Linked DNA regions of Homo sapiens: region 2 is linked to region 1. Evidence: read pairs that join two places in POLR2A ChIA-PET (ENCODE). Cell type or tissue: OCI-LY7. All regions are shown on one strand. Links, peaks and the distances in the headings refer to the core of each region. The heading gives the core; the rest is flanking DNA. Region 1 overlaps CFAP44 (cilia and flagella associated protein 44). Region 2 holds the start of LOC124909409 (a long non-coding RNA gene).

What was found. ChIA-PET counts read pairs that join two places held together with the same protein. Peaks named below come from ENCODE experiments on the same cell type or tissue, not always from the same donor. Only the 100,000 strongest peaks of a DNase experiment are listed, where the experiment ranks them.
Region 2: POLR2A ChIA-PET joins it to region 1 with 10 read pairs; 2 of 35 experiments call an interaction of 5 or more read pairs at or near these places.

What each region holds. Positions count from the first base shown.
Region 1 is chr3:113,318,877-113,330,113 of GRCh38, forward strand. CFAP44 (cilia and flagella associated protein 44) reads right to left here. Exons shown (of 35, transcript NM_001164496.2): 27 at 8,740-8,943; 28 at 7,569-7,764. SPICE1-CFAP44 (SPICE1-CFAP44 readthrough (NMD candidate)) reads right to left here. Exons shown (of 52, transcript NR_183050.1): 43 at 8,740-8,943; 44 at 7,569-7,764. Among named protein-coding and RNA genes, the nearest start is that of CFAP44-AS1, 80 kb to the right of the region's middle. In OCI-LY7, for the core only: no CTCF peak of the experiment used is centred there; no DNase peak of the experiment used is centred there.
Region 2 is chr3:113,263,382-113,274,778 of GRCh38, forward strand. BOC (BOC cell adhesion associated, oncogene regulated) reads left to right here. Exons shown (of 20, transcript NM_001378074.1): 5 at 4,918-5,064; 6 at 7,420-7,563; 7 at 9,029-9,322; 8 at 9,688-9,960; 9 at 10,994-11,301. LOC124909409 (a long non-coding RNA gene) reads right to left here and starts at 4,918. Exons shown (of 2, transcript XR_007096006.1): 1 at 2,711-4,918; 2 at 1-122. RefSeq lists enhancers at 1,669-2,287, 9,530-10,392. In OCI-LY7, for the core only: no CTCF peak of the experiment used is centred there; no DNase peak of the experiment used is centred there.

The DNA.
Region 1 (11,237 bases), core at 3,099-11,098:
TGAGGGAATAAGTTTCAACTAGACCAGTCTTACAAGAGGTCCTTAAGGGAGTGTTAAACATGGACTCAAAAATAAAAAAACAAAAAAAAACAAAAAAAAAACAATACCCTTTAGCACACAGCTGGCAGGCACTATAAAGCAACTACAAAATCAAGTCTACATAACAACCAGCTAACATCATGATGACAGGATCAAAAATCACACGTATCAATACTAACCTTGAATGTAAATGGGCTAAACACCCCACTTAAAAGCTAGAGTGCCAAACTGGATAAAAAGACAAGAACCAACCATCTGTTGTCTTCAAGAGGCCCATCTCAGATATAATTATACCCATTGGCTCAAAGTGAAAGGATGGAGAAAGATCTACCATGTAAATGGAAAACAAAAAAAGAGCAGGAGTTGCTATTCTTATATCAGATAAAACAGACTTTAAACCAATAAAAATTAAGAAGGATAATGAAGAGCATCACATAATGATAAAGAGTGCAATCCAACAGGAAGACTTAACTATCCGAAATATATATGCACCCAACATTGGAGCACCCAGATTCATAAAACAAGTTCTTCCTGGCCTACAAAAAGACTTAGACAACCACACAATAATAGTGTGAGACCTCAACATCCCACTGACAGCATTAGACAGCTCATCAAGGCAGAAAACTAACAAAAAAACTCTGGACTTAAACTCAACACTTGACCAATTGGACCTAATACGCATCTACAGAACACTCAATCCAACAACTTAGAATATACATTCTTCTCATCTGCACACAGAATATAGTCTAAGATTGACCACATGCTTGGTCATAAAGCAAGAAGAAAAGAAATAACTATAATTAGAGAAGAACTTAATGAAGTTGAGATACAAAAATCCATACAAAAGATTCATGAAACCAAGAGGTTTTTTTCAAAAAAATAAACAAGATTGCTATATCACTAGTTAGATTAACAAAGAAAAGAAAATGAGAAGATCCAAATAAGTACAATTAGAAATGACAAAGATGGCATTACAACTCATCCCACAGAAACACAAAAGATAATCAGAGACTAATTATGAACACTTCTGAGACTATTATGAACACTTCTATGCACACAAACCAGAAAATCTAGAGGAAATGGATAAATTCCTGGAAATACATAATCTCCCAAGATTGAATAAGGAAGAGATTAAAACAGTGAATAGAACAATATTGAATTCTGAAATTGAATCAGTCATAAAAAATAGATAACAATGAAAAAAAGCCCTGCATCAGATGAATTCACAGCTGAATTCTACCAGACATACAAAGAAGAATTGGTACCAATTCTACTGAAACTATTCCAGAAAATTGAGGAGGTATATTAGTCTCTCTCTCTCTCTCTCTCTCTCTCTCTCAATATATATAGATCTATATTTGTTCTGGCAACTGCAAAGCAAATCAGATCCCCCAGTGCAGCTGGAACCTGACCCTGACCCTGACCCTGAATCTCAAGATATCCCAGTGTCTCCAGGGCTGTGGTGCACAGCTCAAGAACATGGAGCAGATATATACATGATATATATATGATATATATTGATATATATGATATATATTACATCTATATATCATATATGATATATATGATATATAGATGTAATATATATCTAGATATACAGTACTTAATGAAGTTATATATGTATATATATAATGAAGTTATATATATGTATATATAATGAAGTTATATATATCTAGATGTATATTATTAAGTATTAAGGAGTTTATTAAGTGTTAAGTCACATGATCACAAGGTCCTAAAATAGACTGTCTGCAAGCTGAGGAGCAAGAAAAGCCAGTCCAAGCCCCAAAACTGAAGAACTTGGAGTTCAATGTTCGAGGGCAGGAAGGGTCTAGCATGGGAGAAAGATGTAGGCTGGGAGGCTAGGCCAGTCTAGTTTTTTCACATTTTTCTGCCAGCTTTATATTCTAGCCACACTGTCAGCTAATTAGAGGTGCCCACCCAGATTAAGGGTGGGTCTACCTTTCCCAGCCCACTGACTCAAAAGTTAATCTCCTTTGGCAGCACCCTCACAGACACACCCAGGATCAATACTTTGCATCCTTCAATCCAATCATGTTGACACTCACCATCACAGGAGGGATTCCTCCCTAAAACATTCTATGAAACCAGCATCAGCCTAATATCAAAATTTTTTGGCAGAGATATGATGAAGAAAGAAAACTTCAGGCTAATATCTCTGATGAGCATAGACGCAAAAATATTCAAAACATACTAGCAAACCAAATCCAGCAGCACATCAAAAAGTTAATTCCCCATGATCAAACAGGCTTTATTCCTGGGATGCAAGATTGGTTCAACATACGTAAATCAGTAAATGTGATTCACCACATAAACAGAATTAAAAGCAAAAACCATGTGATCATCGTAATAGACGCAGAAAAAGTTTTCAAGAAAATCAAACATATCTTCATAATAAAAATCCTTGACAGACTAGGCATTGAGGAAACATACCTCAAAATAATAAGAGCGCTATGTCAAATCCACATAGCCAACATCATACTGAATAGGCAAAAGCTGGAACCATTCTTCTTGAGAAGTGGAACAAGGCAAGAATGCCCACTCTCACCATTCTATTCAACAAAGTACTGTAAGTCTTAGCCAGAGCAATCTGGCAACAAACAGAAATAAAAGGCATCTAAATAGGAAAAGAAGTCAAAATAACTATCTTTGCTGGTGATATGATTCTATACTTAGAAGACCCCAAAGATTGCCAAGAGGCTACTACAACTGGTAAATATTTTTAGCAAGGTTTTGGAATACAAAATCAATATACAAAAATCAGTAGCATTTCTATACATCAATAATGTACAGTCTGAAAATCAAATCAAGAATATAATCCCACTTACAATAGTGACAATAAAAATGAAATACCTGGGAACATAGCTAATCAAAGAGGTGAAAGATCTCTACAAGGAGAATTACAAAACAATGCTGAGAGAAATCAGAGATGACAAAAATAAATGGAAAAACATCCCATGCTCATAGATTAGAAGAATCAATATCATTAAAATGGCATATCCTCCAAAGCAATATACAGATTCAATGCTACTCCTATCAAATTACCAACATCAGTTTTCACACAACTAGAAAAAACTAAAAACTATTCTAAAATTCATATGGAACCAAAAAGGAGCCCAAATAGCCAATGCAATCCTAAAGATAATCCACAAAGCTGGAGGCATCACACTACCTAACTTCAGCTATAAAGCTGTAGTAACCAAAACAGCACAGTACTGGTACAAAAACAGACAGACACATAGACCGCAAGATCAGAATAGAAAACTCAGAAATAAGGTTGTGCACCTACAACCATCTTATCTTCAACAAGGTTGACAAAAACATGCAATGGAGAAAGAAGTTCCTATTTGATAAATGGTGTTGGGATAACTGGCTAGCCATAGACAACCTACAGAATGGAAGAAAATATTCACAAGCTATGCATCCAACAAAAGACCAATATCCAGAATCTATAGCAAAAAACAAATAACTCTATTAAACAATGGGCAAAGGACATGAACATACACTTCTCAAAAGATTACCTACAAGCAGGCAACAAACATGAAAAAAATACTCATAATCACTAATCATCAGAGAAGTGCAAATCAAAACCACAATGAGACACCATCTCACACCAGTCAGAATAACTATTATTAAAAAGTCAAAAAAGAGGCTGGTGAGGCTATGGAGAAATGGGAGCACTTATACACCATTAGTGGGAATGTAAATTAGTTCAGCCACTGTGGAAAGCAGTTTGGAGATTTCTCAAAGAACTTAAAAATGAGCCACCATTTGACCCAGCAATCCTATTAGTGGGTATATACACAAAGGAAAATAGATCATTATACCAAAAAGACATATGCACTCATGTTCATTGCCATGTGTATTAGTCCATTCTCACACTGCTAATAAAAACATATGCAAGACTGGGTAATTTATAAATGAAAGAGGTTTAATTGACTCACAGCTCAGCATGGCTGGGGACGCCTCAGGAAACTTAAAATCACAGTAGAAAGGGAAGCAAACATGTCCTCCTCCACATGGCAGCAGGAAGGAGAAGTGCAGAGTGAAGTTGGCGGCGGGGAAGCCCCTTATAAAGCCATCAGATCTCATGAGAACTCACTCATCATGAGAATAGCAGCATGAGGGTAACCACTCCCATGATTCAATTACCTCCAACCAGATCCCTCCCATACATGTGGGGATTATGGGGACCAAAATTCAAGATGAGATTTCGGTAGGGACACAGCCAAACCATAACACTGTGCTATACACAACAGCAAAGACATGGAATCAACCTAGGTGCCTATCAATGGTGGGTTGGACAAAGAAAATCTACATATACACCATTGAATACTACACAGCCATAAAAAAAGAATGAAATCATGACCTTTGCAGCAACATGGATGGAGCTGGAGGTGATAATCCTAAGCGAATTCACACAGGAACAGAAAACCAAATACTACATATTTTCATTTGTAAATGAGAGCTAAAAACATTGAGCACACATGGACATAAGCACGGGAACAACAGACACTGCAGACTATTAGAGTGGTGAGGGAAGGAGGGGGGCATTGGCTGAAAAACTACCTATTTGGTACTATGCTCACTACCTGGGTGCAATATACCAATGTAACAATCCTGCACATATACCGCCTGTATCTAAAATAAAAGCTGAATTTTTTTTTAGAAAAAAAGAATGCAACAGGTGATATTACTACAGACCCTGTAGACACTAAAAAGATAAGGATATTCATGTATTAATTTGGCATCTTAGATGAAATATACCAATTCCTCAAAAAACCACAAACTACCATGACTCACCCAATATGAAATAGATCATTTGGGCTGGGTGCAGTGGCTCACGCCTGTAATCCCAGCACTTTGGGAGGCCAAGGCCGGTGGAACACAAGGTCAGGAGATCAAGACCATCCTGGCCAACATGGTGAAATCCCGTCTCTACTAAAAACACAAAAAAATTAGCTGGGCATGGTGGCACGTGCCTATAGTCCCAGCTACTTGGGAGGCTGAGGCAGGAGAATCGCTTGAACCTAGGAGGTGGAGGTTGCAGTGAGCACAGATCGCGCCACCGCACTCCAGCCTGGTGACAGAGCAAGACTCCGTCTCAAAAAAAAAAAAAAAAAGAGAGAAATAGATCATTTGAACAACCCTATAACTATTAAGAAAGTTGAATTTGTAATTTAAAAACTCCCCCAAAAGAAATGTTCAAATCCAAAAGCTTTCACTGGTGAATTCTACTAAGTGTTTAAAGAATAATTACCACCAATTCCATGCAAGATCTTCCAGAAAATCAAATGGAAAAGAAAATTTTCTGATTCATATTAAGAAGCTAGTTTTTATTACCCTGATACTAAAACCAGACAAAGACAGTACCAAAAATGAAAACTACAGAAAAATGATCTTCATGAATATAGACAAAAAATTTCTTAATGAAATATTAGCAAATAGAATTAATCAATATATAAAAAGAATTTTGCACTATGCCAAGGAAGGTTTATTTCAGAAATGCAATTCTGATTTAATAATCCATAATTAGCCAATGTAATCTACCATATTAATAGGCTAAAAAGAAAATTACATGATCATGAATCAATGTAGACAGGCATCTGACAAATTTTCACCCCCATTCACGAAAAAAATTCATGAAAAAGAGGAACAGAGGTGAACTTCCTTAACTTAATAGAGTATCTATAAAACACCTACAGGTAATATTATACTTAATATTGAAAATAAAGCAAGAATGTCAGCTTTCAGCACTCACATAGTACTGGATGTTCTAGCCATGCAATAAGGCCAGAAAATGAAATAGGCATCCTGATCAGAAATAAATAAATAAAACTGCCTATATTTGCAGACGAAATTATTAGGTGAAATTATTTTCCCATTATTAATAGCAAAACCCACAATTACTTTTGCACCAACCTAATCATCTACATAGAAATCCCCAAGGAATCTATCAAAACCTCTTAGAACTAATAAGTAAGGTTACGGGATATCAGCTAAACATGTAAAAATCTATTAGTAGCAATGAACATGAGGACACTGAGATTAAAAATACAGTATCATTTAAAATCACTAAAAAAGGGGCCGGGCACAGTGGCTCATGCCTGTAATCCCAGCACTTTGGGAGGCTGAAGTGGGCAGATCACAAGGTCAAGAGATTGAGATCATCCTGGCTAACACAGTGAAACCCTGTCTCTACTAAAAATAGAAAAATTAGCCAGGCGTGGTGGTGGGAGCCTATAATCCCAGCTACTTGGGAGGCTGAGTCAGGAGAGTGGTGTGAACCCGAGGGCGGAGCTTGCAGTGAGCCGAGATCACGCCACTGCACTCCAGCCTGGGTGACAGAGCCAGACTCCGTCTCAAAAAAAAAAAAAAAAATCACTAAAAAAGGAAATAGGTGTAAATCTAACAAAACATGAACATGAATTATATACTGAATACTAGTATACAATTTTGATCAAAGAAACCGAGGTTCTAAATAAATAGAGATATATTGTGCCTTTTTTATTTTTTATTTTTTTTGGAGACAGGGTCTTGCTCTGTCGCCCAGACTGGAGTGCAGTGGCATGATCTCAGCTCACTGCCAGCTCCGCCTCCTGGGTTCACGCCATTCTCCTGTCTCAGCCTCCCTAGTAGCTCGGACTACGGCATATTGTGCTTTCCATTGGAAAACTCAATGTAGTAAAGATACCAGTTGTCTCCAAGTTAATATACAGTTTTAACACAATTACTATCAAATTTCCAACAAGATTTTTTGTAGATATAAAGAAGATTATTCTAAAATACGGAAATATCAAGGAACTAGAATAGCTACAACAATTTTACAAAAGAAGAATAAAGTAGGAGGAGTTAGTCTACCTGATTTAAGGGCTCAATATGTAGCTACAATAATCAAGACTGTAGTATTGGTGAAAATATTGACACATAGATCAATGTAACAGAACCTAGAAATACATCCACACAAAGATGCCCAAATGATCTTGACAAAGATCAAAGCAATTCAGTCGAAGAGAGACAACCTTTTCAACAAATGATACTACAGTAAATGAAAAGGCAAGCTACGCACTAGGAAAAAATATTTGCAAACCACATATCTGACACAAGACTAGTATACAGAATATATAAAGAACTCTCCAAACTCAACAGTAAAAAAAGCAAATGATCCTATTCAAACATGGGCAAAAGGAGACATTTCACCAAATAAGATATACATATGGCAAATAAACACATAAAAAGATGTGCTTATTAACTTAAACTACACTATGCTCACTCATACCAGATACACATAAACATGTGCACACATGTGCAAACAAACATGCACACAGATTAACTCGAGGTGTTGGAAGACCCTAAGGTTTATGTCTTCTCCTCTTTAGCCCCCACAGTGTCTCTACATTGTCCATGTTATAGTGAAAAAAATAAGGTATCTAATAGGTCCCTTAGTTACCTCTCTATTTCATGTTAATGAGAGAAAATAAGATCATATGCAAGAAAGAAATACAAACCAGCATCTCCTTCAACTTCTTTTTTCTTTACCCGTTTAATCTTCTTCTTTAGGACCTTCATGAGGAAGTTTGCAAATTTATTGTTTTCTCCAATGGCTGCTTGAAAACCAGCATAGAGTGCCTTTTCTTGCTCCTGGAGTTTGGTGATTTCATTCTTTTTCTCTTCCATCTCTTTAAGAGTTTCATTTATTTTCCACTAAATGAATAAAAACAAGGACAAATGATAAATATTTCTGATAAACCAAGTTCAGAGAGCAATGTACTTTACAATACAAGGTTACAGTTTACAAATATATTTTTTAAAACTTCTTAAAAGAAGGTTACATTTCTGATGTTTGCAGAGCCATCCATTTATTGGTTAAAATTTTATAATTCCTTTGTAAAAATCAGTCATGTTTAGAATTAGAAAATCAGCTTTTTAGTGCTAAGCATCCCCCCAAAATCTAAATTAAATTGAAACTTTTCCTTGAAATTCCTTAAATTGAATATGTGGATGTCAGCTAATATTTTTGCATGTGTAGTCTCAAAAACCAATGAATTTTTTGTATTGATATATAACTAAAACAAAGAGACATATAATTTCTAGTGAAGCTAATATACCTAAAAATGAATGTTACTATTTAGCATATACTATCTGTTTAATAGAATCTTTCTTATTTTAAAACAAAGCTAGTATAATTTATTTTCTGAAATTTAATATACAAATATAACAAATAAAGGAACCTCATTTCTTATGATATTCAATCATATATTACACTGAAGCTGTCATACTTAAGAAACTCACCAGCTTCTTTTTCAGTTGTTTTCATAAGGATAACATATAATCAAAACTCAATTTTATATCATAGCTTACTTTTTTGTTTTTTAGGGAACCCAACTCACCAGACTGGTGTAGAGTGGCACAATCAAAGGCTAACTTGTGAAAATTTTATTCTTCTACCTTACAGAATATCAGACCAAATTTACTAAAAAATCTGAATCATTTCTCTTTGACCATGAATACTAAAGATGGAGACTAGGTAGGAATAACAGGAAAAAGGAGGAGGGGGAAAGAAGACAAGAAAGAGATAAGGGCTAGAACAAGTGGGAGATTTGAGTTAAGAAGAAAAAGAAATCAAGTTTCTCCATAACTAAGGGACCAGCCAGCTAGGATTCTTCTGCCCACTCATACTTGCATGTACTGTTCCTCTTTGTCTAAGGAATTAACACGTTCTTGAAGTATGTTCTCCTGTTTTTCAAAATTCTTCAGGAGAAGTATTTCTTGAAATAAGGTGACATGGTGCAGGTCAGATAATTTCATCTGAGTATCTAGTTTTAGTTTCTGATGTCTAAGGAGACGGAGTTCTGCATCGAAAGTGACAACCAGTTCTTTGATCTGAGATGGAAAAAATATTTGCGGATACGTTAGAAGACTAGATAAATGCATTTTTAAACTATCTAACAGTACTAATTTGTATGAAGTCATTTTTTATTATGCCCTTATGGATGGAGAATTGTGTGTGTGTGTATAGTCACAAAAATAAATTCATTAATGGCATTAAGTTTACATAAATTAATTTATTAAGTGGTAGGAATTGTGTAACTAGAAGTCCTTCCACCTATTTCTTCACCATTAACTAAGCCATCAATCAAGAATGCCCTTCTTGCTTTACTGTGTAGCTTATGAGCTCTCTGAGTGGGTAGTGTTTCTATCTGTCTCCTCTTTATTCTCCATAGTATCTCTACAATCCCTTTTATATAGTAAGCACAAATAAATACGTTTCCCAACTTCTTATGTTGAAAATTTTCAAAACCACAGAATGGTAAATATTTTTAAATAGATAAAATAATCATGGAGCCACAAAAAACCTGTTCAATCTCTTTCTAAGATTGAAGAAATTAAGGTCAAAGTTACTTTTCCTGATAAGAGCCGAAGTATCCCAAGTCCTGGTCCAGACTTTAATCCATTATGGTCCTACTAATTTTAAGTCCTCAGTTTTGTTCTGATTTTGGTACAGCTTTCCCCCAGCTTTCCCCCCCAGTATCACAAAGGAGATGAAGAGGTCAAGAGAGAGCCCCAAGGGCTGATTCTCCTGAGGAAACTGGAACAATAGGAAGAGACAAACCATTCTATGTTTTTAATTAGTTTGTACATGATAGGTGGCCTCAACTGTCAAAAGCCTATAGTAAGTGAGGACCCAGACTGGGGCTGAGGAGAGAAAGAGATCTGTGGGTTTGGAGCAGTGAAACTACCAGAGAAATTTAGAGAGCTTAAAAAAAAAAAAAAAAAAAAAAAAAAAAAAAACAGAGAGAGAAGAAAAAATTAAACTTTTAAGTAACCATCTCTATAGACTATATGTTTGGGCTCCCCTTTAAAGCTTGTTTAACAAACTTGAATTATTCCTGCATTTATTTGGAGGACCACATAGGTCTCCAAGTCTGTAAGGATTACACTTGTTTTATTCTCTCCAATCCCAATAGCCTATAAGCTTTGTGAAGATAGAGAACATGTCTTTCTTAAGAATTGTTGTATCCCTAATCCTATCTATCAGTGTCCCTGCATACAGAACATCCAATAAATATTTGCTAAATTAATAAATTAGTTACAATTAAATCAATCAAAACTTTTGACTGAATATCTATTATATGTTTGACATTGTCCTAGACTATGTGGAGGAATCAGAAGTATATGTGGCCCTTTGCTCAAGAATTGTGTAATTTAATTTTCAAGACAATACTAATACCCATGAAACAGCAAGGAAAATTAGTGTAAAACATGAGATGCTTATTACAGGTGCAACTGGAGTTTAGAAACAAGGACAGCATAAGTAATGTGGGCGGAAAATGCTGGAGAGGGTTTGGAACTGAGCCATGCTTTGAATGATAACTCAACTCTGGAAGGAAGTCATTACTGGTGGAAGGAAGTCATTACTGGTAGAAGGAAACAGCAAAGGAAAAAGCACAGATGCAAAACTCAGAATGGTGTGGGAGGAAAAGGTGGAGTGGAGAGAGGCAAGAACAGTGAGAAAACAGGGCTGGACAAAGAAGAGATAATGGTGAAGAATAAGGCTGGGAAGCTACTGAGGGCATCACCACAGGGTGAAGCTGGAAAGACACACTGAGGAAAGGGAATCTACATGGCTGACAGCAGAGAGTTATCTATCCAAGAAAGGTTATTCTTTCATATTCAAAGAACATCCTGCCCAACAGGCCCTAGTCTGGTCCTGAATTTCCTAGAAATAAGAATAGTCGCCATTCCAGCTCCAGAACAATCTCAAACCCAGTAATCACCATAAACACTTCTACTAATGGAACAAACCACATATTAGAGAAAAAGGATGGTGTGAAAAGCAGAGGGTGCCCTGTTTCTCTGGAAAATTCTTAGCTATGTTCCATCCATTATCTATGTTCCATCCATCATCTAAAAGCTGCTCCTCCACTTCCCCTTTACGATGACTTCAGTTAGATGCCAAGTAACTGAAACATGGGCTTCCCCTTCATTCTTTGTCAGCTTTCCAAAACAAAAAAAAAAGTTTAAAAGCTCTGTAGTTCTGGGAAGAGCACAGTGATTTCCAGAAGGCCAAGGATGGGGAGGAAGCCAAGCCATCACTGAGTGGTAAGCTGGTCAGGGTTTGGGAAAGGTTCATGCAGAGAAATTTTAAATAAATAAACAAAAAACCCGACCCAATT
Region 2 (11,397 bases), core at 2,332-10,331, 56 kb before region 1:
TTCTTTAAGCATTCAGCAGAGCTCATGGATATGGGGATATTGGTAACTCCATGAAGCATCCAGCGGATGGTGGCGTCTTACTTCTCTTCTTACTTCAAACAGAATCGAACTTCAATTTGCAGCTTAAAGGAGAATGCAGGAGAAGATTGAATGAATAACTCCCTTGGAAGTGATTGATAGGTTTATGGATTACACCTGGGGCATTTAACTGAGACCCAACACATCCTGTAGTTGGACACGTAAAGTCCATGAAAATTGGGGGATAAGCTTACAATTAATATTTGACAATTTGTGTTATGAGAATGCATGAACATACACCAAATACTGTAATTTAATTCATAGCTCTGCCAAGCCTTTTATTAATAAAGGAAAGATAGAGACTAGAAGGTGGTGAGAAAGAAATTCAAGAGACATTCAAGATAAAATGTGCCAATTTGCGGTTTCACATGTGATCTGCTGATGGCAGCCACATCTATGTACCTTTGACAGTCTAATTTGCTTTCTGTTTTTCCCATAGCCAAAAGGGTCTGTGCCTGATGTGCCCTTTGAATGTGAAGAGAACACAGAGTACATCACATGATGTGTGTCTGAACACATCCCTGTAGCCTCTGTGTTCAGACAGCCTACAGAAGTGATGTATCAGAGTGTACGTATTCCCTTTGGAAACTGAGCTCCCAGAAGGAAGGAACTGGGCCGGGTTCTATATGGAGCCTAAAATATCATGGGCTTTCTCAGAAATCACAAAGCTCTGTGACAAGTAAATAAGGTCAGTAAACTCAGAGATGGCCCCAAAGACCAGGACTTCTGACCTGTTGGGAGCTGAGAAACAAAAGTGGGTCTACTAGCGTTTGATTAATGCGGACAAGTTAATGAAGTAGCTGGAAAATGCACAAAGAGAGGATGCAAAAGAAGGGTGCGAGGGGAGGGAAGGTAAGAGGATTAAAGCTGCAAAAACATTCCTCTAATGGATTTCTCAAACACACCAGCCAACAGGCAAGGGCAGGTGTCCTGTCAAACCATTTCCCCATGAAACCTGATCCATCTTTCTGCAGCGGAGGCCTGCTAACCCTATTTGTAATTGAAGGGCCTGTCCCTTATTTCCAGTGAAGCACACTGAGCAGCCTAGGGACTCGGCCAGGAAACCAGCTTTGCAGACAAAGGGGCCTGGGAACAGGCTGGTTTCCTTCATATGCGCCAGCTAGAGCTCCTCTCTGCATCTGCCCCATCTGATGGCTGGTTAGGCTCTTATTGATCATGAACTCCCCACCCCTCCCTGGCCCCCTTCCTGTCCAAAAACACTAGAGAAAGGGGTCCTCTGATTTTCAGATCATTCATCACTTCATTATTCTGCCTTTGATCCCTTAGTGAAACTCAAGTTTTACTCAAGCAGCCAAATTGGGAGTGTTTAAGCTAAGGCTTAAGCTTAGGAGGCACGGGGGGAGGGGGGATAGAGGGTAGGAGGGACAGGGCCAAGGACCGAACTGCTGCTTATTTGTTTTGAAGCCAGGAAGGCTCGCCTGCCAGTCGCCCCTTGTGGGGAGCTGGATGTCCAGCTGGGGTGCCCTCGGTCCTGCCTGCACAGGCTGTTGTGCACATGTTGGCATCAGAACAGAGGGGCTGTCTGGCCGCATGGCTGACCAGTGCCCAGCTTCATGCTCCCCCACTGCACAGCCTTCTGTCTCCAACTGAGCAGCTGTCAGAGGGTGCAGCAGGAGCCAAGAGGGGATTAAAAGAGACAGTGTTTTCTACCACTGGGTTGCTGAGGTGGGTGCCTGGCAGAGTGCATGCTCCCTCCGTGCCTGGATAAGCCCTCAATTACAATGGGCAGGAGCCTGGGGCCATGAAGATGGAGATGGCATCCTGGTGCCAAACTCCTTTCAGTTCCTTACATCTTTCTTGCAAAATGATCTGCTAGCTTTAAGTATATTCTTTGCTTAAGGCAAATTTCCTTGGAATGAGGTGAAGAAAAGGAGGAGGAAAAAAAAAAAAGAAACCTCTTGGTGGAGTAGTTTGGGACTTATTCGACCATGGAGGAGAGTGCTTCACAGCGCCTGAGGAATTTTCCAGATGCCCCTGAGCTCACAATCACTCACAGCTCACAATCATTCACAGCTCGCTTTGTGGGGAGCCTCCTGACTTGGCAGGTACAGGGCGCACTGGCCTGAAGGAGGATTAAGGCCTTTGCATTTTTTAAGTGAATTGCTTTCAGAAAACAAAGTTACCGATGTTTAGCTAGAACATGTTGAGCTCAAGCAATTCCTTTCCCATAGTCCAAACCTTCCTCTTCTCTGAGAGAAAACTCATTAGCTATCTTGGCTGAGAGGCTCAGCCAGGACTGGGCTAAATAATTTGTGGGACCAAATGCAAAATGAAAATGTAGGGTCCCTTGTTGAAGCATTATTAAGAATTTTCAGATGATGAAAGCAGAGCATTAAACTGGGTGTTACCCCATCAAGTGCAGAGGCAGGTTGCACACCCATCAAGCTGGCCTTGGGCTCAGCCTTCCAAACTGTATTTATTTAGCAAGGATTTAGAAAGCATTTGCTGTATCCTCAGTACTATGCAATAGAACTTGGGGTTGGGGTGAAGAGTGAAAAATTAATAGGCTTCTCACCAGGAATTTATCGTTTAGTTAGGCTCAGATATCACACACAAAACATTAAATAATTTTGAAATCATTATTTAAAAGCCCAGGAGGCCCTACACTTACCCACAGGAAGGAATCTATGAGAGATCTCGCCTTGACCCGCAGGCATCATGCTTGTTCAGCCTGGAAAGTGAAATGGGGCAATAGAAAGGAATCAGACAGCCAATCTCTGTTTTTTGTTAAGTTTTGTGTGTGTGTGTGGGTACATAGTATGTGTGTATATTTATCAGGTACATGAGATGTTTTGATACAGGCATGCAGTGTGAAATAAGCACATCATGGAGAATGGAATATCCATCCTGTCACTGTTTTTAACACATCACTCCTTGAATAGCATGTATTTCTTACAGCACATTTATTAGACCCATTTCACTTCTTTCTTCAGATCCCACATAACGTCTCAAGAAACATTGTATTTGCAAAATAGCTTCCATTGGCCACACTTAGATATAATGTTCACAGAACATTTGTTATGCTAGGCTCTTGTCTGTTTGTTCAAAATGTAGACCAACTTCAACTATGAATTTATGAGTTCAACTATGAGTTTCTAGGCAGCATAATGGGCATCTTGTACCTAACTCGTGGGGCTCAGCTTCCAAGATATTCATTCGTTCATTCATTAACATTCATTCATTTATTCATTCAACACTTGCCAAGTGTGTACTTGGGCCAGGACCTGGGTTAGGTTCAGGGGACACAGACAGGAACAAAACTCGGTCCACGCCCCTAAAGAGTTCATAGTCTAATATTGTAATCAAAGGGACATCAATCCTTTCACAGAAACAACAGGGCTTCCTCCCCTGTGTTGGCTTGAATTGACTAAGAGTTGCTGGGAAGTTCCATTACGTGGGAAGCCTCCTGACCTCACTGAGTACCTTAATCACCAGGCACTCCTAGGGTGACACCAGTTTGTTTTTGGTCATTATCTCTTGTCTTCTGTGAGAAACCTGATTCCAGCCCTCTCTGGGTCTCCACTGGAAACAACAGCAGAGGCAGGTGCAGTCTTGCAGTGAAATTGCAGTCAGTCCCAATGCTGTCAGTCCCGGGAGCTGAGCAGAATTTGGTGTGGCCAGTATTCGGAGAAGGTGCCTTCAGGGCTTTCTGAGTACCTTTAAGAAGAGAGTGTCTGGGTAAAATATTTCCATCTGTCTTATACTCCATTAGTTTTATTTCTCCTCTTAAATTCAGCTATAATCCTGAAAACCAGATTTCCAGCTTGGAATGCATGCAGTTTTGTTGTGCAAGTGGTCCCTGTTTTACTCAGCAACATGAGTGATTTGTCTCATACAAAGAGAGATTTGTTGTTTGGACTCTTGCATTGTTTGGGAAACATTCTGCTTTTATTCTAGATGAATCTCCATGCTCTCCCAGTTTAGATCCCATGGTGCCAAGCCAGGAGAGATGGCTATGGGGCTGCCAGAGACCACAGTCTCATGTTAGGACCCTGGCTCCTCCATAGTCCACTGCCATTAAGCCACCCTAGGGTGCTGCCTGTTGTCCTGGCAGATTCCTCTTTGTCTTAGAAAACCCTTAGGGTATCCAGAGTCCTGCCCCCAGCCCCAAGGAAGGATCCTCCGTGAAGTGGGGTGTGGCTCCTGAGCAGCAAGAATCAGCCTTCTGGTTATAACCATGGCCGGCAACCAAGTGGAATCTCAGGCCTGTTACTTGTCATCGTGGATGCCTAAGGAGAACCTGGGAAGGCTGTTCTTTTTTTTTGAGACATAGTCTCGCTCTTTTCGCCCAGGCCAGCGTGCAGTGGCGCGATCTCGGCTCACTGCAAGCTCTGCCTCCTGGGTTCATGCCATTCTCCTGCCTCAGCCTCCGAAGGCTGTTCTCAATCAACTTGGAGAAAAGACATGAGCATTCTCTTGTATCGTTCCCTTCCATCTCCATTAGTTGAGCCTGCTGACAGCTCTGCTAGGACATTTGTACTTTGACCCCCCCCCATTTCTGGGGTGTAAGCAGAGCCAACTTGCCCCCACATCTCAGTGTAACAGATGGTCTGAGCCAGAGGCACCCCTTGATGGGATTCTCTCTGCACCTTTCCCCAGCTTGTATATACAAAGTGAACCCCATCAGTGATGAGGGCCCCACATTCTTACAAACTCCTGTAGACAACAAGGGGCTGGAGGAAGAACTCGGAGGATCCCCTGATATCCCCCTAGGTGTGAGCTTTGTCATGACTGACAACACCAAGGCACAAGCCCACCCTGAAATGTCACACTTTTGCTCTGCTGTCCTCCAACCAGCACCTTCCCTTCTCTTCACAGATCTCCAGGACTTCAAGTTAGATGTGCAGCACGTGATTGAAGTGGATGAGGGAAACACAGCAGTCATTGCCTGCCACCTGCCTGAGAGCCACCCCAAAGCCCAGGTCCGGTACAGCGTCAAACAAGAGTGGCTGGAGGCCTCCAGAGGTGAGTGGGCAGGAGCCCAGAGGCCAAGGCTGAGGCCAGAAGGGAAGCTGGCCTCCTCCAACCGCTCGCTGCTCAACAAAGCTAGGGCAGCTGCTGCTGTCTCCCAAACCCCCCTCAACATGCCAGCAGCCCTGTCCTCATGCTAGCCAGCTGTCCTCCTCCCCTTTTTTTCCTTTTAAGAGACAGGATCTTGTTCTGTCACCCAAGCTGGAGTGCAGTGGCACAATCAGAGCTCACTGCAGCCTCCATCACCAAGGCTCAAGAGATCCTCCTTCCTCAACCATCTGAGTAGCTAGGACTACAGGCACACGCCACCATGCTTGGCTAACTTTAATTTTATTTGTTACAGAGACAGTCTTGCTATGTTGCCCAGGCTGGTCTAGAACTCCTGAGCTCAAGCAATCTTCCCGCTTTGGCTGAAATTACAGGCTTGAGCCACCATGCTTGGTCATGTGTTCTTTCTTGATATTTGGTCCTGTAGGGTCCCAAAGCAGGTGGCTTCCATTATGGAAGTCCTCTGTCTTAGCATGAGGAATTTCTTTATCCTTTCAGGCTCCAGAAGATATTACTGAGATGCTGCTGTTCCATCCAGGCTCTCAGCACATGGTTCTGCATGCTGCCTGGGGAAGCTCTGTGCCTCCAGGCACACACAGGAAGGCTGCCTAATAAGCCCATTCATGGAGCCCCAGGGTTCCTTGGCAGGAGGTGGAGCTCTTCCCCATGCAGCAGAGCAATCTTTATAGTGGACTTCATTTTTCCCTCTCCCCGTTTGCATAGTAAATGCAGTTATCTCAGCTGTCACAGCTCCATGCTCAAGCCACAGTGGACAGACACGGCAGCAGGTCTAGGGAAGCCAAGACTTGGTCCACAGAATGCCAGAGGGGAAGGGGTTGTCCCCGAAGTCAAAGACAGCTTCTTTTCACAACTGACCCCATACTCAAGGCCAAGTAGACCTTACTTGACCTGACTCCACAGCTCAAAATGTACACCTTTTAACTGCTTGAGTCCAGGAGGCTAAGGTTGTAGTGAGCCAAGATCATGCCACTGCACTCTAGCCTGAGTGACAGAGTGAGACTCTGTCTCAAGAAAAAAAATATATATATATACCTTTAAAAATATTCTATAGATTTTAAGAGTTTTTATCAACTCTTTCTGGTTATGAAAGGAACATATGTTCATTATAGAAAACTTAGAGAATACAGAAAACTGTTTTCAAAAAGGTAAAACACCTAATCCAACCACTCAGAACTAACTGGAGACTAGGGGAAGAAGAGCATTAATCCCTGCTGTCCCCAGCAGAAGGTTGGCAGCAGCCTCTGGGAGAGGCCTGCCTGTCCCACCAGGGCCAAGGGTTTCTCCCACTCCATCTGGCACTTGCTAATAAGCAGCTCATACCTGGGTGGCCCAGCAGCAGGCAGGCACCAGGCTTGGCAACAGCACGGCTCTCAGGAGGGGCCACCAGGGCAAAGCTCAGCACTGATGGCCATAGCTTTACCTGCCAGGAAGCCAAATGCCACCCGAGTTGCTGGGGTGTCCAGGAGCTGTGACTCTGCCTCCTAGCTACAGAATCTGAACACCCGTGAGGCACCATCCCAGGGCACCTGTGGACCAGGAGCAGACAGAGCCTAACAGGCCCCTGATGTGGAAGAAAGGATTTCAGTGGCATTCATGGGGAGGACAGTGGTTGAAAGTCAGAATATTCCTCTCCAAGTAGCAGAAATGCAATAATGAGGCGATTCCGAGTGATGGCTATGACTGGTGGGAAGATTTGCTCATCATTTGGGAAGGGAGAATGATGGGAAGCTCCAAAATCAATTTCCTCCTTCCTGGAGGCTTGCAGGAATGATCTCATCTCTCATGTGTGCAGCCTGGGCCTCTCAATCCTTACAATAGCCCTGAGGCAGCATACATTAAGCCTTTTTACAAATGAGGAAACTGTATCAGAGAGATTAATTAACTTGCCCAAGATCACACAGCTAATACCCAGCAGACCCAGAGTGTGAGACCATGGCTGATTCCAAATCCTGCTTCCTTTCTAGCCTCCCTTAGCTCCCTTTAAAGTATAAAATGCTCTTCTATTGACCTATGCACTAAGTTGTGGCAGTTAGTCAGTCAGCCAGTCTGTTAGCTGGTTGGTTAGTTACCTTTTCTCTCTGGCACTCTGTCCTGCTTGTTGCAAGGTTTTATGGGGAGAACGGCATCTTAGGCTTTGTCTTGTGGGGACTCAGGTGGACATCAGCTCCTAGTGCCTGCCCAGCCTGTTCCTCTCCCTCCGTGCACCTCTCCTTTGTGGAAGCTGCAGAGTGAAGTATTCTGGACCCATCCCATCTTCCCCTGGCCCTGCCCTTTCCACAGGTAACTACCTGATCATGCCCTCAGGGAACCTCCAGATTGTGAATGCCAGCCAGGAGGACGAGGGCATGTACAAGTGTGCAGCCTACAACCCAGTGACCCAGGAAGTGAAAACCTCCGGCTCCAGCGACAGGCTACGTGTGCGCCGTAAGGCCCGGGCCCACCTGCTGGGGGATGGGGGATCACTGATGGAAGGGCTCACAAAGATGGAAAGGGAGGTAGATACCTGGAGGTGCCACATCCAAGCTCCAGTTCTGTGTGCACTGGCTTTGGCCAGGGGGACAGCCAGGGGTTCTCAGCCAGGGATTCTCTCCCCTCTGGCCGGCCTCAGGGCCAGCATCTCACAGCACACAGCACCAGGCGACTGCCTGCTGCCACACCTGCCTGATGGGAGGTTTCCTTCACGGTTACTTTGCGATTGGGATGGGTCAGAATGTGTGTGCTGGGACAGGACGGTGGGTCTTGTCTCAAGCTCAGCAGCGGACACAGCATGTGCCTAGAACAGATGGCCACGTGGGAGGCCTCCAGGCTGCTGTTCTGCCCTATATGAGGTCCCTGGGCCTGCACTCTCTGCACTGATGAGGTGTGCCCTGCACCACCCTCTGGTGAGCTTCCGGGAGGCCCACATGCTCTCAATGCACAGGAAAACAGCAGCTACCTTTCTGTGCGCTTGCCTGGATCCCTGCCAATTCAAAGGAGTGACATCTTACACGGAGTTAGGCTTAGAGTTGGCACCAGAGATGGAATCACTGTGAAGCTAATGAAGTTAAACTTCCATCGTCTTTCACTCACTGACAGAAGCCTCACAAGGCCCTAACTTTGTATGTATCATTTTCCATTCTTTTTGGGGCCTCCGAAACTGTATAAATTTCAGGTTTTAGAAAACCTGGGTGTGTCCCTGGTTGGCATATAAAGCGGAATCACACATAGTCCCCTTGCTCCTTGAAGGTTGCTGAGGAACGGCACACATTAGAGAGTAAACAGGCCTTTCAGTGAGTTCTCTGCAGTTTGTCCACAGTGTTGAAAAAAGATTACAGCTTTCCCAGCTGTGCACCTGAGGAAGTACATAGGTGATTTGCATTTGGGGACCTTGCAATATGAGAAATGCATGTGTTTAAACAGTGGATTCCATTCAGCTCAGCCGGAGGCCGGCTCTGAGATGCTCACTGAGAGACAGTTGGGCCTGAGAACCATAGGGTGGGGTTGAGAGCATGGCAGATTCTTGTTTCCCATCTCATCTTCAGCCTCACAGCGCACATACTGAGTGCAAGCAGAAAGAAATATCTGTACCATTTAAACTGCCTCTACACTCCCTCACCTTTCTCTCTTTGCCAGCACACAGTTAACTGTGCATATGTTATGTTGATGCTGCTGTTCTTCTGTGTTATCTCATTTCTTACTCATAACAGCTCCCTGCAGAAGCAGTCCTTGTTTCTGATAAGGACACCAAGCCCCAAGGGAATTCTGTAGCACGCCCCACTCTACATAGGTTGAAAGACCCGGAATGGCTGTTTGATCCCATCTCCATGCTCTCTGGGACTGCCTCCTGGGCATGCTCTACAGGACATCCTGGTCCACACGCCTTCTGTCCTTGCCCTCCTTGCCCCTCCAGGCTCCACCGCTGAGGCTGCCCGCATCATCTACCCCCCAGAGGCCCAAACCATCATCGTCACCAAAGGCCAGAGTCTCATTCTGGAGTGTGTGGCCAGTGGAATCCCACCCCCACGGGTCACCTGGGCCAAGGATGGGTCCAGTGTCACCGGCTACAACAAGACGCGCTTCCTGCTGAGCAACCTCCTCATCGACACCACCAGCGAGGAGGACTCAGGCACCTACCGCTGCATGGCCGACAATGGGGTTGGGCAGCCCGGGGCAGCGGTCATCCTCTACAATGTCCAGGTGTTTGGTGAGTGTCTGCTGTGGACTGTCTTCTGCTTGGCCTTCTCTCTGGTCTGTGCAGCCTTTCTAGAAATGTAACCCAGGCTCACAAAGGGTTAGCATCTTGTGAAAGGCCACATGCTGAGTGAGGAACAGGCATGCTGAAGAGTCAGGGCTCTTCGGATCCCAGAGTAAGAGCACGCAGTCCTGGAGCCCTCCTGTCATGATTCTGATGGTGGAGACATCAGACCTCTCCTTCCCTCTACTCTGCCCATTAGGAAAAAGCAACAGCCAAAGGGCAGGGGAGCTGCTCCTAACTACATCCCTCCCAGCCCATCTGGCCCTGGGACAGAAAGACACAGCCCTTCTCACCCTGCTCTGGTTTCCTGGCAGAACCCCCTGAGGTCACCATGGAGCTATCCCAGCTGGTCATCCCCTGGGGCCAGAGTGCCAAGCTTACCTGTGAGGTGCGTGGGAACCCCCCGCCCTCCGTGCTGTGGCTGAGGAATGCTGTGCCCCTCATCTCCAGCCAGCGCCTCCGGCTCTCCCGCAGGGCCCTGCGCGTGCTCAGCATGGGGCCTGAGGACGAAGGCGTCTACCAGTGCATGGCCGAGAACGAGGTTGGGAGCGCCCATGCCGTAGTCCAGCTGCGGACCTCCAGGCCAAGTGAGTGTAGCCCAGGGGTCTGAGATTCCAGCTGATGATTCACTGAATCCTTTTCTCAAATGAAATCTAACTTGGAACCCCAGTATATAAGATAGAAAAAAGTAGCTTTTAGTTGTAAGCTCAAATTTATATGAACTTAATAAATCTGAAGTACAGATTTTCACTAATGAAAATAACCCATTTAATTGCTGTATTTTAAAAAAATATTTCTGTGGAACCCAGTTTGACAACCACCACTCTAGTGCTTTGGTAAAGAAAAGCCAGTCTGTCCTTCTCAGCAAGCTTCATTCCAGTTGGGGCCTATGCCAGCTGAGCAGTGACCATGCTCAACCTAGGGAGAGGTAATGGGGATGCAGAGCAACAGGGCAAAGACCCTGCCCTCGAGAACTCCCCTATGGAGACGAAACTTACCAGGGAAACAACTTGAGAAAAATACAGCAATGAATATAATACGATGCTAAGTCAGCATTATCGGGTGCCCATGTCCTGTGGTGGGGAAGGTCAGGTAGAGGAGAGACAGGTGCTGGCAGATTCTGTGGAAACCTCCTGAAGGAAGCACTGCCCCTCCTGGCCTCACAGACTCTCAGAGGACATTCCCAGTTGCGTTCATATCTCATATTCAGTAGGAAAAGGCCCACATGGTGCCGTGGTGTTAAAATTCCACCATGAAGGGACATGTCCCCACCTCCAGCCTAGACCGAGAAGGAAGGCGCAGGGTTCCTGGGCCTCGGGAGAAAATTGAGTTAGTTCACTGGAGATGCACCTCACGTGGATTCAGGAGTTTGCTTGCCATACCCAAGCCACCCCTGAGCCCTGGCCAGGCAGGCCAGCCTGCCTTTTCCTTCTGGCAGGACAGGGACACCAGCGCTGTCTTCCACGGAGCCTGGCTGGGCAGCACAGAGTGGGTGGCGGTACAGCTGATGGTGGGCCCAGGTTGCCTCTCTGTCTTCTTTCTGTTTTCTCCCCAGGAACAACAGCTCAGCAGGTAAACCAGGAGACTAACCTTTCCTTCTGCTTCCTGTTGGTCCTCCAGGCATAACCCCAAGGCTATGGCAGGATGCTGAGCTGGCTACTGGCACACCTCCTGTATCACCCTCCAAACTCGGCAACCCTGAGCAGATGCTGAGGGGGCAACCGGCGCTCCCCAGACCCCCAACGTCAGTGGGGCCTGCTTCCCCGCAGTGTCCAGGAGAGAAGGGGCAGGGGGCTCCCGCCGAGGCTCCCATCATCCTCAGCTCGCCCCGCACCTCCAAGACAGACTCATATGAACTGGTGTGGCGGCCTCGGCATGAGGGCAGTGGCCGGGCGCCAATCCTCTACTATGTGGTGAAACACCGCAAGGTATGGCCCTGGTGTGGGGCTGCTGCCTCCCCTGCACAGCCTTTCCAGCAAGGCTGAGCAGAGTCACTGTCTCTTGGCCATCTCCCCTTGAGCTCC